Linked DNA regions of Homo sapiens: region 2 is linked to region 1. Evidence: chromatin contacts called from ENCODE POLR2A ChIA-PET data. All regions are on one chromosome and are shown on one strand. Each heading gives the region's core, a stretch centred on a gene start or an enhancer-like site at or near the end of the contact. The rest is flanking DNA. Distances are from core to core; before and after follow the strand shown. Region 1 holds the start of MLH1 (mutL homolog 1). Region 2 holds the start of DCAF1 (DDB1 and CUL4 associated factor 1).

What was found. ChIA-PET counts read pairs that join two places held with the same protein, here RNA polymerase II (POLR2A).
Region 2: POLR2A ChIA-PET joins it to region 1 with 11 read pairs in B cell. The contact joins the promoter of DCAF1 here to the promoter of MLH1 in region 1. POLR2A ChIA-PET finds 5 or more read pairs at or near these places in 2 of 52 experiments (B cell and naive thymus-derived CD8-positive, alpha-beta T cell).

Annotation. Positions count from the first base shown.
Region 1 is chr3:36,990,259-36,995,558 of GRCh38, forward strand. It overlaps MLH1 (mutL homolog 1), which reads left to right and starts at 3,260. Exons shown (of 19, transcript NM_000249.4): 1 at 3,260-3,405. The coding sequence starts at 3,290. It overlaps EPM2AIP1 (EPM2A interacting protein 1), which reads right to left and starts at 2,873. Exons shown (of 1, transcript NM_014805.4): 1 at 1-2,873. The coding sequence starts at 2,819. The coding sequence ends at 996. RefSeq lists a silencer at 988-1,037 and enhancers at 2,044-2,123, 2,154-2,473, 2,594-2,943, 3,314-3,533, 3,450-3,961.
Region 2 is chr3:51,497,354-51,502,653 of GRCh38, forward strand. It overlaps DCAF1 (DDB1 and CUL4 associated factor 1), which reads right to left and starts at 2,662. Exons shown (of 25, transcript NM_001387579.1): 1 at 2,520-2,662. RefSeq lists an enhancer at 2,112-2,211 and silencers at 2,322-2,551, 4,804-4,903.

The sequences.
Region 1 (5,300 bases), core at 2,010-4,509:
CTAACAAAATCTGATACTGTATCATTTTAAAACAAAGTGTTTACTTTAGGCAGGATTTTTTAAAATAAAGCAGCAATACCCACGCAGATAAGACAAAAAAGCTAAAATATCTCACACCTCCTAATCCTGGAGTGCAATCTTTTTTCCTCATCGTTTTTGATAGGGCCAAACTTGTGTCTACAGTAAAAAAAAAAAAAAAAAGAATTACTAACTGGCAACCATTAAGATTCTATACTTACCATAGTCCTTTAATAGGCAAGCTGATAAAATAGCCCCCAGTTATTAAAAAAAAAATCCAAGGAAAACCCCCAATAATTAGTCTTATCTCCAAATTGCATGAAGTCTCCTATATCTGAAACTTAAAAATGATTCTAATGACTTCCTCTATCAGTAATGTGTTATCACTGAGGTGGGTGATGGGGAGGGAAGAGGGAAGAAATCTGTCAGTATTACCTTCGAACTCAGAAATGTTTAAAAAAAAGTCTCAAACATTTTGATGGTTAGACAAAACACCTCCACTGTTATGTATGGGCTTCCTTTTTGGAAACTTATGAACTTGCTATGTGAGCTTCTGCAAATTGGTTCAAAAGCACATTTAAGGAGTTGATAATTTAAGACTATATGAATCAGAATTTTAACACTCCATTAAAATAAGAGCTGAAATTTTTGGCATTTATCTTCAGAACACCTAAAAAACAGACTGCAAATTCAACTCACATTAATACTAAATCTCTTTAAAATTAACTATATCATAAAAGACAATGACTTTGTCACTAAACTAAGTTTTAAAAAAGGTGGCATTCTCATGTTTCAGTCCCATGCTGCCATTTGAGATGAAAAAAAAGGCAACTGTCAGAATTTTAATTGTGATCAGTTTGGACGGCTGGTACTTGGTACTTTCTCACAATCCAAATTAGTAAACTTGAAAACTCAAACCAATTTTTGCTTTTAGAATTAAATTCTTGTTGAGTTTTTCAATCTTGTACTACAAAGCCTTATGGATTAGATTCATTTCTTTCTCTCACAAGGTCATCCCAACCGGGCTCCATTTCAGTTGTGGCAACCCGAAACAGGGCTTGGAGATGCTCATCTGTTAATGGCTGACTCAAAGTGTGTTGGTTTCGAGTCAAATATGAAAAAGCCTTTTCACAGATTTGGTTACTATCAAACAAGGATGCCACCTTACAGGCAACCCCTTTGATAATTGGGTAGGATTCAGCAGACAATCCAGCATAAAACTGCCCCAAGTCTTTGATTCTGTATTCATTCCAAAGATTAGTGTTTGCCTGAAGTTTTGTTAGCTCCACCCTCACTGAAATAGGTGCATATTCAGGTTTAAAGTTAAATGGATTTGAAAAAAGTTCTAAGTCCTTTTTAATGAACCTGAGGTCCTTAAAATGTCTCTCAAATTCTTTTTGGAGACGACAGATCACCATTTGATACCTATCAGGATCAAATATTTTTTCATCTTCCTTATTTTGCTGTTTTAGCTCATCAACAACTTCTCTGAGGGCAGGAAAGTCTGTTAGATTTTTTTCCTCAATATGTCTTTGAAATAAATTCAGCTTAACTTCGAAAGTACAAATATGGTCAAAGGCAGCAGCAGCAAAGACTTTACTAACTCGTAATTCTTCACTGAGTTCTCGAAGGTGTTCCATAATGTCCACCAAGAAGCCAAAGTCACAAAGCCATTGTTTGTCTGAGAAGTGGACTGTTGTTGCCCCTACTGAAACCAAGAACGCTTCCATTTCTTTTCTTAGAGAGAATATTAGTTTTAAAGTTTTCCCTCTCCTAAGCCAATTGTTCAGACATCGTCCATTAACCCTTTCACCATGCTCTGATTCAGATTCCGTTAGTAAAGTCTGAAATTCAGGTCGCCTAACGCCTCTGGTCTTAATCAAAACTATCCATTCGGATATGGTATTTATGATCTGATTAACATCTACATCATAGGAGCTCAACAGTTCCAAGTGAAGAAATCCTGAATAATGAATGACATTCCAACAGTTGGGGCTTACGGCCTTTTCTCTCATGTATGAGACGAGTCCTGAGTTCTCACCAATCATCCTCAAAGTATGGGTCGTGGTCAGTCCAACCATTCTCTGCAAGCTAAGCCCTGCTGTCTGCAGGGACTCTAGGATTGCCGACATGAGCGCACCAACACTGAAATGATGAGTCAGGTTGATTATGGTCAGAAGATCTTCTTGCACCTCCAACTCAGGGCCTACACCGCGGATAAAGACCAGGAGGTAGTTCTCATAGGCCACAAAAGCCTGGTCGTCCAAGGCAAGAGAATAGGCTTTAAAGTCCCTGGCTCGGTTAAAAAGCTGGTTGCGTAGATTCCTGTCAATGCTCAGGATCCTCTGCCTTGTGATATCTGGAGATAAGTCAACGCCTTGCAGGACGCTTACATGCTCGGGCAGTACCTCTCTCAGCAACACCTCCATGCACTGGTATACAAAGTCCCCCTCACCCCAGCCGCGACCCTTCAAGGCCAAGAGGCGGCAGAGCCCGAGGCCTGCACGAGCAGCTCTCTCTTCAGGAGTGAAGGAGGCCACGGGCAAGTCGCCCTGACGCAGACGCTCCACCAGGGCCGCGCGCTCGCCGTCCGCCACATACCGCTCGTAGTATTCGTGCTCAGCCTCGTAGTGGCGCCTGACGTCGCGTTCGCGGGTAGCTACGATGAGGCGGCGACAGACCAGGCACAGGGCCCCATCGCCCTCCGGAGGCTCCACCACCAAATAACGCTGGGTCCACTCGGGCCGGAAAACTAGAGCCTCGTCGACTTCCATCTTGCTTCTTTTGGGCGTCATCCACATTCTGCGGGAGGCCACAAGAGCAGGGCCAACGTTAGAAAGGCCGCAAGGGGAGAGGAGGAGCCTGAGAAGCGCCAAGCACCTCCTCCGCTCTGCGCCAGATCACCTCAGCAGAGGCACACAAGCCCGGTTCCGGCATCTCTGCTCCTATTGGCTGGATATTTCGTATTCCCCGAGCTCCTAAAAACGAACCAATAGGAAGAGCGGACAGCGATCTCTAACGCGCAAGCGCATATCCTTCTAGGTAGCGGGCAGTAGCCGCTTCAGGGAGGGACGAAGAGACCCAGCAACCCACAGAGTTGAGAAATTTGACTGGCATTCAAGCTGTCCAATCAATAGCTGCCGCTGAAGGGTGGGGCTGGATGGCGTAAGCTACAGCTGAAGGAAGAACGTGAGCACGAGGCACTGAGGTGATTGGCTGAAGGCACTTCCGTTGAGCATCTAGACGTTTCCTTGGCTCTTCTGGCGCCAAAATGTCGTTCGTGGCAGGGGTTATTCGGCGGCTGGACGAGACAGTGGTGAACCGCATCGCGGCGGGGGAAGTTATCCAGCGGCCAGCTAATGCTATCAAAGAGATGATTGAGAACTGGTACGGAGGGAGTCGAGCCGGGCTCACTTAAGGGCTACGACTTAACGGGCCGCGTCACTCAATGGCGCGGACACGCCTCTTTGCCCGGGCAGAGGCATGTACAGCGCATGCCCACAACGGCGGAGGCCGCCGGGTTCCCTGACGTGCCAGTCAGGCCTTCTCCTTTTCCGCAGACCGTGTGTTTCTTTACCGCTCTCCCCCGAGACCTTTTAAGGGTTGTTTGGAGTGTAAGTGGAGGAATATACGTAGTGTTGTCTTAATGGTACCGTTAACTAAGTAAGGAAGCCACTTAATTTAAAATTATGTATGCAGAACATGCGAAGTTAAAAGATGTATAAAAGCTTAAGATGGGGAGAAAAACCTTTTTTCAGAGGGTACTGTGTTACTGTTTTCTTGCTTTTCATTCATTCCAGAAATCATCTGTTCACATCCAAAGGCACAATTCATTTTGAGTTTCTTTCAAAACAAATCGTTTGTAGTTTTAGGACAGGCTGATGCACTTTGGGCTTGACTTCTGATTACCCTATTGTTAAATTAGTGACCCCTCTTAGTGTTTTCCTGTCCTTTATTTCGGAGGACGCACTTCGAAGATACCAGATTTTATGGGTCATCCTTGGATTTTGAAGCTTATAACTGTGACAAAAAATGTGAAGGGAAGAGATTTGAAACATGTGGAAGGAAAAGTGAGTGCAGACTATAAACTTCCAAAAAGACAAGCCCAAAATACACCTAAACGTTATGTCAGATTATTTTGTTAAAATCAGTTGTTAGTGACGTCCGTACGTTAATAGAAAAAAGAATGCTTCAGTTTGGAGTGGTAGGTTTCTAGAGGGATTTATTGTGAAAGTATAAACTATTCAGGGCAATGGGACTGAGAGAACAGTGGGTAGAAAGGACCACTGAAGGAAAGGAAGAGAATTGGAAGGTAGATGAAAGAAGGAGCAAGAACCTGGGGATGTTTTTTCCTTTTCACTTGTAATAGTAGTAACAGAAGCAATGGCAGACTGGCTTTTGTTTCTACTGTGTTAGAATGAATTGACAGGACAACTGGGCCTATTATTGTACTGTGCCAGAATACTGTAAAACAAAACTAAACATACTAGCTTGGTGGCTTGTAATTAATTACTTAAGTGGAGATTTTTATTTTTTTTTTATTTTTTTTTTAGACGGAGTCTCACTTTGTCACCCAGGCTGGAGTGCAGTGGCGCGATCTCAGCTGACTGCAACCTCCTCCTCACAGGTTCAAGGGAGATTCTCCTGCCTCAGCCTCCCGAGTAGCTAGGACTATAGGCATGTGCCACCACACCTGGCTAATTTTGTATTTTTAGTAGAGATGGGATTTCTCCATGTTGGTCAGGCTGGTGTCAAAACTCTCGATCTCAGGTGAACCGCCTGCCTCAGCCTTCCAAAGTGCTGGGATTACAGGCGTGAGCCACCGCGCCCTGCAGTTTTTTGTATTTTTAATAGAGACAGGGTTTCACCATGTTAGCCAGGATGGTCTCGATTTCCTGACCTCAGGTGATCTGCCCGCTTTGGCCTCCCAAAGTGCTGGGATTACAAGCATGAGCCACCGCGCCCGGCTCAAGTGGAGATTTTTATATGGAGTCCAGTTATACTCTTTTTAATATATAAGTTGAGATGACTAATACAACTTCAATACAGGGGCTCATGAGAAATGTCTGTAATATTTAAGTAACTTATTGTCTTCTTTCTTTTTTTTTTAAGATGAAGTCTTACTCTGTTGCCCAGGCGGAAGTGCAGTGGCGTGATCTTGGCTCAGGGCAACCTCTGCCTCCTGGTTTCAAGCGATCTTCCTGCCTCAGCCTCCCGAGTAGCTGGGAGTACAGGCGTGCATGACCACACCCGGCTAATTTTTTTATTTTTAGTAGAGACGG
Region 2 (5,300 bases), core at 1,412-3,911, about 15 Mb after region 1:
CCTAGGCGGTGGATCACGAGGTCAGGAGTTCATGACCAGCCGGACCAACATGGTGAAACCCCGTGTCTACTAAAAATACAAAAATTAGCTGGGCATGGTGGCACGCGCCTGTAGTCCCAGTTACTCGGGAGGCTGAGGCAGGAGAATCGCTTGAACCCGGGAGGTGGAGGTTGCAGTGAGCCGAGATTGCACCACTGCACTCCAGCCTGGGCAACAGAGCAAGACTCCGTCTCAAAAAAAAGAAAAAAAAATTTTTTTTAAATTGACAGGCACAGTGGCTCAAGCCTGTAATCCCAGCAATTTGGGAAGCCAAGTCGGAAGGATTGCTTGAGGTCAGCTGGGCAACATTTTGAGACACAGTCGACACAAATATTTAAAAATTAGCCAATCATGTTAGCCTGTGACTGCGGTCCTAGTTACTCAAGAGGCTGAGGCAGCAGGCTCCTTTGAGCCCAGGAGTTGTTGGAGGCTGCAATGAGTTATGATGACACTCGAGACCATCATGGCTAACACGGTGAAACCCTGTGTCTACTAAAAATACAAAAAATTAGCCGGGCGTGGTGGCAGGCACCAGTAATCCTAGCTACTTGGGAGGCTGAGGCACGAGAATGGCGTGAACCTGGGAGGCGGAGCTTGCAGTGAGCTGAGATCGCGCCACTGCACTCCAGCCTGGGCAACACAGTGAGACTCTGTCTCAAAAAAAAAAAAAAAAAAAAAAAAAAAAAAAAGCCAGCGCAGTGGCTTACATCTGTAATCCCAGCACTTTGGGAGGCCGAGGTGGGCAGATCACGAGGACAAGAGCTTGAGACCAGCCTGGCCAATATGCTGAAACCCCATCTCTACTATAAATACAAAAATTATCCGGGCGTGGTGGCGCGTGCCTGTAGTCCCAGCTACTCCGGAGGCTGAGGCAGGAGAATCACTTGAACCTGGGAGGCGGAGGTTGCAGTGAGACAAGATCGCGCCACTGCACTCTAGCTGGGGCAACAGAATGAGACGCTGTCTCAAAAAAAAAGAAAAAAGAAAAAAAAAAAAAAAAGAGTTATCACACCACTGCACTCCAGCCTAGGCTACAGGGCAAGATCCTGTATCTAAAAAAACAGGCCAGGTGTAGTGGCTCATGTCTGTAATTCCAACACTTCGGGAGGCTGACCAGGGAGGATCACTTGAGTTCAAAACCAGCCTGGGCAACATACTGAGACCACTGTCTCTATAAAAAATAAATGAATAAAAATAAAAAATTTTAAAACTGTATAATAGGCAGAACAGTAAAACACTGTACTCAGCAACTACGCAAGAGATACTAAGTACAAAATGATTTCCCTACATTCCCCAAATTCTCTATTATCTCTTTAACATCCAAAAATATATACCCACTCAAAAATGGGTAATGAATAAATGTTATATAGAAAACCCAAATGGTCACATCATTAAGAAAAATACTAAATAGATCCTAAAATCTAAATATACACATTTACATAAACATTAAAGGTAAACTCCAGTAAGCTGGAAAAAGAAAATGCAGGATGATATTACCAATTAACCTCTCATTCTGTACATTAACGATGCATTTTGAACAGGAAGATGCTACTAATATAAAAAATTAAGACATGTAAACTAATTAAAAGGCTTCATCAAAAAAACAGGGTAAGGAAAAACCAAGACCAACATGACATGGCCAAGGACGAGTCATTTGTGACTCAAAAATAGCTAAATACAAACACTCCAAAACTATTTCCTCAACAAATGGAAAACCAGAGCGCTGCCACCGCAGTAAGAGGAAACCAGACAGAAAACCGTCTAAGAAGTGAAGTTGTTAAGCAAACGCTTCTGACACCCCAGTTGAAAACTACTATAACCCCCGGAAATAGACTCCAGGGAAGCTTCGCGGGCACTCTGAGGTTTGACTCCAGGCTGCGGGACCCGCACACCTCTCTTTCCAACCCTTCCCTCTTTCATGGGGATGGGAGGAGCGCCCGGAAAGCTCCGCCCCCGTCGCACGGTCCAAGAGGCAGGCGGGTGCAGGGAGAGGTGGCACGAGGCCGAGAGACGGGAGAGCCCGCCCAGGTGACTGGAGCTGGAGGCGGAGACACAGTCCGGGAAGGGGCCCGCCGTATAGTACGGAAGATGGAGCCCCGCAAGCCCGTACGGAACAGAGACTAGGAGGATTGGAAGGAAAAAGAAAACAAGGGAAATGAAATGCGCCCCTCCTCCAGGTAGGGGCGGACACACCCCGCCCCCCCACTCCGGGCGGAAGAGTTACTCTCGGGAAGCTTCTCGTGGGGAGTGGAGGAAGAACGTGGAGGCCCCGCCCCCAGGACAAGAATCAGGAGGAGGAAAAGTCCTGTCAGGCCCCGGGCCCAGCCTCCCGGCAGACCGGCCCGCCCCCTCCTCGCCGGCGGCCCAAGCAGGTGCCGCCCCTCCCCCAAGCCCGGCGCCCACTCTGCCGCCCGGCCAGCCGCGCGACCTGCTTCCTCGCGCCCCTCCCGTAGAGTCGCCTCCCTCCATTTCCCACTCACCGTCCGAGGCGGCTCCGCCGCTGCCCCCCCCCGACCCCGCCAGTGGCCACAGTTCACACACACACAGCCTCAGGTCCCGCACTCACTCTCCACTCACACACACACACAGCGCGACCACGGCTCCACAGCGGCCCACATATTATGCGTCACTCGCGCGCTACGTGCACCGCGCGCGCGCGCTCGCGCCTACTTGGCGCGAGGACCGCGAGCAAGGGGCGGGAAGAGAACGCCTGCACGATCGGGGAAAAAAAAAAAAAAAAAAAAAAAAAAAAAAAAAAAATCGAAGAGCCCCGGGGACGCCTGGGAAATGAAGTTCCGCGTCTAGGGGCGGGCCCACCAGTCCCAATTGACGCATGAGCTCTTCGCCTGGCGCATTGACTTCTGGATTTGTAGTTTTTTTGGATAAATGCGAACTGCTGAGTACTCATTGGCTGCTTCGGAAGGCGGAAGTGAAAAGTGAGGGAGCCAATCCTTCTAAGACAGTACTGTAATCGCCTGATACTTTTTCAGTGTCTTGTTCTGACCTGTGTGCGCAAAGAGCCTCTGTTTTATTTGGCCATTTGCCTTATCTTACCTAGAACATACCGTGATCTAAGAAAATATTTCTCATAAACATATCAGAAATCACAGCACTCATTAAATCAGAAGGCACTGGTTGTTTTTTGTTTGTTTTGTTTTGTTTTTTTGAGACAGAGTCTCGCTCTGTTGCCCAGGCTGGAGTGCAGTGACGATCTCAGCTCACTATGACCTCCGCCTCCCGGGCTCAAACAGTCCTCCCACCTCAGCCTCCAGCTGAGACTACAGGCGCATGCCACCACACCCAGCCAATTTTTGTTTCTGTTTTGTATGTGCGTGTTTGGTAGAGACATGGTTTTGCCGTGTTGGCCAGGCTGTTCTCGAACTCCTGGGCTGAGTTCTCCCAGCCTCTTTTTTCTCTGTCTTTTTTTTTTTTTTTTTTTGACAGGGTCTCGCTCTGTCATCCACGCTGGAGTGCAGTGGCGCGATCACAGCTCACTACAGCCTCAATCAACCTCCTGGGCTCAAGCTATCTTCTCACCTCAGCCTCCCAAGTAGCCGGGGCTACAGGTGTGCACCACCACACCCGGCTAATTTTTAAAAATTTTTGTAGAGACGAAGTCCCACTGTGTTGTCCAGGTTGGTCTTGAATTTCTAGGCTCAAACGATTCTCCTGCCTCGGCCCCCCGAAGTGTTGGGATTACAGGCATGAGCCACTGCACCCAGCCTCTGTCTTTTTGTTCAAGACCTAGCCTGTAAGAATCAATAGATACTTATTGCCAGGTTATTATACGTGAGGCAGAGAAGTGAAAAATCAAAAGCTCATAGATTAAGGCAGGACTGACCTCACAGGTCACTTAATTCAATTTCTTCATGTTGTTGGGAAAAATGAGGCCCAGAGGGAGTGAGCGACTTGCCCAGCATCACACAACCAATTAACAGCAGAACCAGAGGACTCCTTACTCTGACCAGCAGTCCCTCTTGTGGGGCATAGAAGATAAACATGACCCACAGTTGAGCAGAATCTCGACCTGACAAGATCCTACCCAGCGTTCAAGGCCTTATGCAGCTCATTATCTCTCCGGGAATGCTGAGCAAGTCTCCGTGCATCTCCATGAGTCTTCACGGCAATACTGTCACATGAATACAAGACACAGCAAGCCTGCTGCTATGCTCAGGCTCGACAGCTAGTAAGGATCCTGAATCCTGGGTCCCTTGGTTTCATTCCCCACTAGATCCCATTTCCCTCTTTCCAGAAAAGGGACCATCCTCCTTCTCTTAAATGTGTAACTTGGAGCTACTGCTCCAAGCAGAGATTCTCTAATATGTGCTGGGAGCGCCACAGACATGTCACCTTTCTTCACTTCTTTCTCCTGCCACAACACACAGGTCCCTTCTCTGTGCTTCTGGAACTCTACCTCTGTCAGTAATGGCCAGTACCATTTCTTTCAACTTCAGAGCATGCTGGGCCCTGAGCCAAGTGTTCCAGCCACACTCTCTCATTTAACCCTCACTACCCTGCCACACACACAGGGAAGATATGGTTAATCACCTTTACAGATGAGAAATCTGGACCCAGAGAGGTAGAACAAGGAATGGAACCCACATGCCATTCCTCCAGCACTCCTTCAGGTGACTTTCCTGCCATGCCTCCCTGGGCCATGAACCTAAAATGTATGAGGATGGGACATTTAAGCCTTGGATATCTCCCCTCTGACTATGGTCTAGCCGGCCCAGTGGTGACTTCTCCGCTGGCTGGGGTCCTAAGAGGCAGAGCCCTTAGGGGAGCTCAAGGCTTAGCTCACGCGCTCCTGGCACTGCCTCAGTCTGCCACCAGATGGCACTGCTTCATTTCAGAAACCCAACCTGGTCAGAGCACTGTGGCTCATGCCTGTAATCCCAGCACTTTGAGGGGCTGAGAATCTCTTGATCCCAGGAGTTCAAGACCAACCTGGGCAACATAGAGAGACACCCCCACCCTCACCCTTGCTCCACTGTCTCTACAAAATATCTTAAAAATTTGCCGGACGTGGTGGTGCATGCCTGTAGTCCCAGCTATTTATGAGGCTGAGGTGGGAGGATTGCTTGAGCTTGGGAGGTTGAGGCTACAGTGAGCTGTCATTGTGCCACTGCACTCCAGCCTGGGTGACAGAGAGAGACTCTGTCTCAAAAAAAAATTTTTTTTTAATTTTTTTAAAAAACAAACCCAGCCTGGGGCCCTGGGTTGGTGATGGGAGCAAGAAGCATTAAGAAGGGGCTTTGGAG